2 separate regions of the Homo sapiens genome follow, and region 2 is linked to region 1. Evidence: chromatin loops called from intact Hi-C (ENCODE). Cell type or tissue: PC-3. All regions are shown on one strand. Each heading gives the region's core, and the rest is flanking DNA. Links, peaks and the distances in the headings are about the cores only. Region 1 overlaps GULP1 (GULP PTB domain containing engulfment adaptor 1). Region 2 overlaps LINC01090 (long intergenic non-protein coding RNA 1090).

Evidence for each region. Peaks named below come from ENCODE experiments on the same cell type or tissue, not always from the same donor. Only the 100,000 strongest peaks of a DNase experiment are listed, where the experiment ranks them.
Region 2: a loop joins it to region 1, with 2.5 times the contacts of the local background. A loop is called at or near these places in 3 of 110 quality-filtered maps.

What each region holds. Positions count from the first base shown.
Region 1 is chr2:188,368,407-188,371,332 of GRCh38, forward strand. All of the region lies in intron 1 of GULP1 (GULP PTB domain containing engulfment adaptor 1), which reads left to right. Among named protein-coding and RNA genes, the nearest start is that of MIR561, 72 kb to the left of the region's middle. In PC-3, for the core only: CTCF peaks have their summits at 1,159 (motif pointing left) and 1,365; a DNase peak (open chromatin) is centred at 1,145.
Region 2 is chr2:188,198,221-188,201,146 of GRCh38, forward strand. The region is part of intron 1 of LINC01090 (long intergenic non-protein coding RNA 1090); the gene reads right to left. Among named protein-coding and RNA genes, the nearest start is that of LINC01090, 88 kb to the right of the region's middle. In PC-3, for the core only: no CTCF peak of the experiment used is centred there; a DNase peak (open chromatin) is centred at 1,581; H3K27ac peaks cover 796 bases.

The DNA of each region.
Region 1 (2,926 bases), core at 93-2,592:
CTCATCTCTACTAAAAATGGAAAAATTATCTGTATGTGGTGGCATGCGCCTGTAGTCCCAGCTACTTGGGAGGCTGAGACAGGAGAATTGTTTGAACCCAGGAGGCAGAGGTTGCAGTGAACCGAGATAACACCACTGCACTCCAGCCTGGGTAACAGAGCGAGACTCCATCTAAAATAAATAAATAAATAAGTAAATAGATAAATAAAATAGACTTTAGTTAAAAAAATGTTTTCAGTATAACAAAGAAAATACAGAAGCCAAAGTTAAGTTATGTTTGCCCTACTGTTCTTGTGAAGAAAGAAAAGATAACCACAGCATAGGTTTATTTGTTGTTATTGCTTTGAATTAGCTATAGAACAGTTATGTATAAATGAAAAACATATTTCCTTTTTTGAAAACTACACTTTTTTCAGTGACTTAAGACACATAACAAATTTATGTGGCCTTTTTTTTCTTTTCATTGGGTTAGTATAATTCTTTGAGAGTGTATTAATAGATAGAATATATATATATGTATATATATATGTGTGTATATATATATATATATATATATATATATATATATATATTTGAGACAGAGTCTCACTCTGTCGCCCAGGCTGGAGTGCAGTGGTGTGATCTTGTCTCACTGCAACCTGCCTCCTAGATTCAAGCAATTCTCCTTTCTCAGCCTCCTGAGTAGCTGGAACTACAGGTGCATGCCACCACACTCAGCTAATTTTTGTATTTTTAGTAGAGATGGGGTTTCACCATATTGGTGATGCTAGTCTCAAACCCCTGACCTCAGGTGATCCGCCTGCCTCGGCCTCCCAAAGTGGTGGGATTACAGGTGTGAGCCACCATGCCTGGCTGTAAAAAAAATATTTTTACAGTGTTGTATACAATCAAAGTTTTGTTCATTCATCATTTTAAGACAAGTTCCTTGAATGGATGTTAAGGAGACCAGACAGAAAAGATTATGATAGATTCTTTTGATTGCAAGAAAAAAAAAAACTCACTCACCTCAGAAAGGCTAAGTTTAGAGATGAACAAGACAGGAACCCCAGCCAACATGTCCAGTCTTTAAGAGAACCCGGGGAAGATGGACTGAGATTCAGAATTGGGACGTAACTAGTGTGGCTCTTCTGAGTAGATTCCCTCTCTGCCCCCTAGTGACAGAGTTGATCCTCTGCCATTGGGATGACAGCTCCCTCTGTCATATTTTTCTTGCTGCCACCAGTACTCTCTTTATTGTAGATGTTTCTCTACCATTTTCTGTCTCGGTTTCTTATCACTTATACTTATTATTCATGAACTCTACTGCTTTATAACATCTGTAAAGTATCTTATTCCTCTGTGTCTTTGGTTTTCTGCTCCAGCTACAAACAGACTAATTCTCTTCCCATCCCGCTCAGAGTCTAGAGCCTATTCTTGGTTCAGGTAATTCACTGTTACTGTTGCATTTTTTTTAAGAGACGGAAGTCTCCCTCTGTCACCCACGCTGGAGTGTGATGGTGCCATCATGGCTCACGTCAGTCTTGACTCCCCAGACTCAAGCAGTCCTCCTTCTTAGCGTCTCAAGTAGCTGGGACTACAGGTGTGTGCCAACACACCTGGTTAATTTGTTTTGTATTTTTTGTAGAGACAGGGTCTTGCTTTGTTGCCCAAGCTGCTGTTGCTTTGCTTAGGTGGAGGTTTTGTGCCAGATCCCCACGTAAGCCTTAGATGATCTAGTCTTAGCTCAGGTGCCTACTCTCGTATCTTCAGAGGGGGAAAGGCTTATGTTGATTGTCTTAAGGTAGGGTTATTCTTCCAGCAGGAGAATGGGGGATGACATTCACAGATGAGATTTATAGGCATGGCAGGCATTTTGAGAGCACACAGATGGCCAGTTTGAGCATAGTGAGAAATTCCTTGTCACAAGTGCACTGGTTGGACAATCTATGGTACCTAGCACAGAAACTTGCTCTTGGTTGACCTTATATTTTTGTTTACCTTATTTCTGTTTTGAGCAAAACAATCAATGAATGAGACATAACTATTCCTCACTGAGTTTTTGAGACTTTCTTTGGATCTCATTGCATATTTTATTTATGCCCTCCTCATTTAGTTCACAATTTTCCTTACAAATTAATTGTCATTTACTAACTACTTTATGGGTTATTTCAATCCATAGATGAGACTTAAAAACACATAAACCACTTATACTGGGAATTAAACTTACTTGATAATGTTGACGTCTGTAAGTATTTGAGGCTATTTCAGTTTTAAAACATAATAAAGATTGCATCTCACAGTGTAGTCTCTGTCTTGAATAAATTGCTTCTCTGCAAAGTAAGTCCTTGAGCTAACACTCAAGAAATTACACATGTAACATTGGCCAAAAGCACAGTTAGCATTTTTTAAATTTGAGGGGGGATTGTCTTTAAGAGAATATACTTTCAAATGTATGTGTTACTTCCCTTTAAGCATGTGTGTATGTGTGTGTGTGTGATGATTGTTGGTTTGATTTTTGGCAGGGTGGAGATTGGTGACCTATTGATAAGATTTTTCTCCTCTCTTTAACACTTTTCATTCTTTACCCAAACTCTTCCTAAACATCTATTGAGCATTTACTATTTCCCAGGCACAAAGAAAATGATGTAATTTTTATCTAATTCAGACATACAGTAAGTCCGTGGTTGCTGTATTTACAAATCAGCTGGCAAGATGTAAGTAGTTTGAATACTATGGTTTCCTTGATTAGGCTGCAGTTTTTAATCATTTGTACAAATGGTTATATTCTTTCAAATTTCATACTGTTTATGATTTTTTTCTGAAGCAGGGTTTCTTGGCAGGTATTAATAGAAAACAATAAACATCATTATTTCATTTGGCAATAAACAATTAATAGCTTAGAATGGTTTTCTAATAAAAACACATTCTACAATGAATGAGAGTTTTT
Region 2 (2,926 bases), core at 143-2,642, 170 kb before region 1:
GAGTTTCTGATTAGCCTTTCCAATGGAGGCAATCAAATATGATCTGTCTCAGTGAGCAGAGGGATAACTTTGAATAGAATGGGAAGCAGGTTTGCCCTAAGCAGTTTCCAGCTTGAGTCTTCCTTAGTGATTTTTGGGGGCCCAAGATATTTTCCTTTCACAGTGGTATAGAAATTTTTAAAGGGGAAGGAAAGAATAACTCTAGTATGATCTGGTGGAAAAACCAACCTACCAACACTGACTCTTCAATGAGGTGTTGAAGTGATAGTCAGTATGTTCACTCTTCACCCTTCTAGATGCTTCCTCAATGCTGTCCTTCACCCTCAGGGTCAGCAAGAGGTATGCTCTGGGATTCTTTTGCTATCAAGATGGTGAGTTTCAATAAGTAATTGATATTGTATTTTCTGCCTTACATTGTGGCCCCTTTAAAAGGATGTCATTGTAGCTTAGGTATTTAACTCATTGGTTGAATCTCAGGCACTGGAACCTATGACCACAATGGCATCAATAAGGCCTTGAGAATAATCCAGTTTTCATAGGTCAAAAAGGATAACTAAGTAAAATTAGAGCAGTATCTTCTATCTTATGAGTCATCTACATAATATAATATTTTTACTTCAGGACTTAGATTATTCAGTGATAAATTATGCATAAAATTGTAGTTGAAAATAAGAAAGAAAAAAGTCCTTCTTGAACTTAACATTGAAAACCCAGACCAAGCTATACATTAACTCATATGTGAACATGGTTTCTAAATTTCTGAAATGTAGTCAAGAGTGGCAACACACTCCTGTAGGCCAGCTACTTGGGAGGCAGAGGTGGGAGGATCACTTGAGCACAGGAGTTCAGGCTGCAGTGAGCTATGATTGTGCCTATGAAGAGCCACTGCACTCAAGCCTGGGCAACATAGCAAGATCCTATCTAAAAAAATAAAATATTCTGAAATGTAGATCATAAACTATATTAATATGTTAAAATGGAGAAATTAAGTAACTATTTATTTGTTTTCTATTTAAAAAGTTAAGCTTTTGCCCGCAGAAATTATGTGCATATGCCCTTTACAGAGGATGATGAACCGTTGTGTGCAAAGATCTCAGAGAATGCCTCCAGATTCACTGTTCTGTCTTCTACCTTGTTGAGCTCAGAAGTCAAGCTGGAAAACTAGCCAGAGGAATAGGCCTTCTCTCAGAAACAAAGAAATGAACAGAAAAAACTGTTATTTTATAGGATTCCCCAAAAGTTTAAAAAATAAGAATAAACCTGGCTTTCTGGGCCCTCTAAAAATAGTAAGTATTTGTAGCACTAGGTTGGACTCACCACTTAGCCTTGAATTGAATATTTAAAGCTTACATAACATATAGAAAACATCTCTTCATTTCAAAGGAGAAACAAAAAGGAAACCCAGAGATTTAAAATTTATTAGCCCTAGATAGCTAGTTAGGGGCAGAGCAGAAACAAGAAACAAACTTCTCGACTCCAAATTCAAGTCCTTTCTGCCCATTTTACTTTCTAAAAATAGGAAAATCAGATTAAACATTCCCTAGACTGAATTCCTGTCCTTGGAAAGGGTGAATTCCTGGTCTGCTACCTAAACTTGCATGTGGATCTTCGGTATGTTGACCACGAGTTAATGACTCATTCCCTATTAACCATAGTTATTCTCTCTCCCTACTCTTTGAACAGCCCACAGTCATTTCTGTTATTACAAGATTTGACTCTCTGCTCTCTCTGTAAATCTCATTTTTAAAATTCTCTTTTCCTTGATCACTGTACCCTGGAATACCTCCTTGTTGTCTCTTGTACCTCAGGGGCATTGTACTTCTCAGTTGTGATGTTCTTCCTCCAGATACTCTCACAGCTCACTCCCTTGCCATGGTCAAGTTTCTGTGCAAACGTCACCCTGTAAGTGAGGACTTTCTTAACTATTCTATGTAAAGTAGGTCTACTCTAAAAATCCCCCTCTCTTTTCTGTGAGATATAAAAATATTTTTAAAATCTTTTATATATTTGTATAGCCCTCATCATTTGGCATACTATGCTTTTTGCATATTTATTTATTTCTTAAGTATCCTATTCACTAGGAATACAACTTCCATTAGGGTAGATTTTGGTTTGCTTCGTGTACTGCTGCATGTGCAAAACCTACAACAGTGCTTGGCATAGTTTGTGTTCAATACATTTGTTGGACTAAATTAATCAACACTTAATGCTTCTTCCCCAGGTGCCCATTTCTCCAACTTCCTTCACTCCTCAACATATATCACCACTGTCTTTCATCTAGGACTGCTAGGCCTTCCAACTATAAAGAAATATAAAAAATGAAAACTTTAGTTAAATTTCTCAGGGGAAATTACACCAGTAAAACGACAACAAGGCAATGGGTCTCTTTTGGATGTGCACACATTGAGGAAATGAACCATTTATGTCAAATGTAGTAATAAGCCTTCCTCTTTCTCTACCTTGTTCTCAATGGTATAAAATCAGATCTTTTCTCAAAACTCCCATAACAAGTTAAAAAAACATTTATCTCAACATTTAATACACTTTCCTATGTTTGTAAATATTGCTCTCTCTAATCTGATTATGAATTTCTTAAGATCGGAGACAGTTCTCCATCTTTCTTTTCCTCAGGATGATTAAAACATAGGAAATGCTAGTAAATTTTTACTTAATTGACTTGAATTAAATATTACAGTGAAATTAAGACAAGAAGATCTCCATGAAGCCAGTGACTGCCTTGTATCTCTAGAATTCCAATGCTTGGAGCAAAGCTAACAGATAGCAGGAAGTCTGTAAAGGTGAAATTAATGAATAAAATAATGAGGCAGAGTTGGAAAAAAGCAAAAGTTCAGAGTAACAGGAAGACTGATTAAGCGATTCATGCCAAAAAGCAAAGTAAAAGTATTTTTAAGTCTGAGACAAAGAG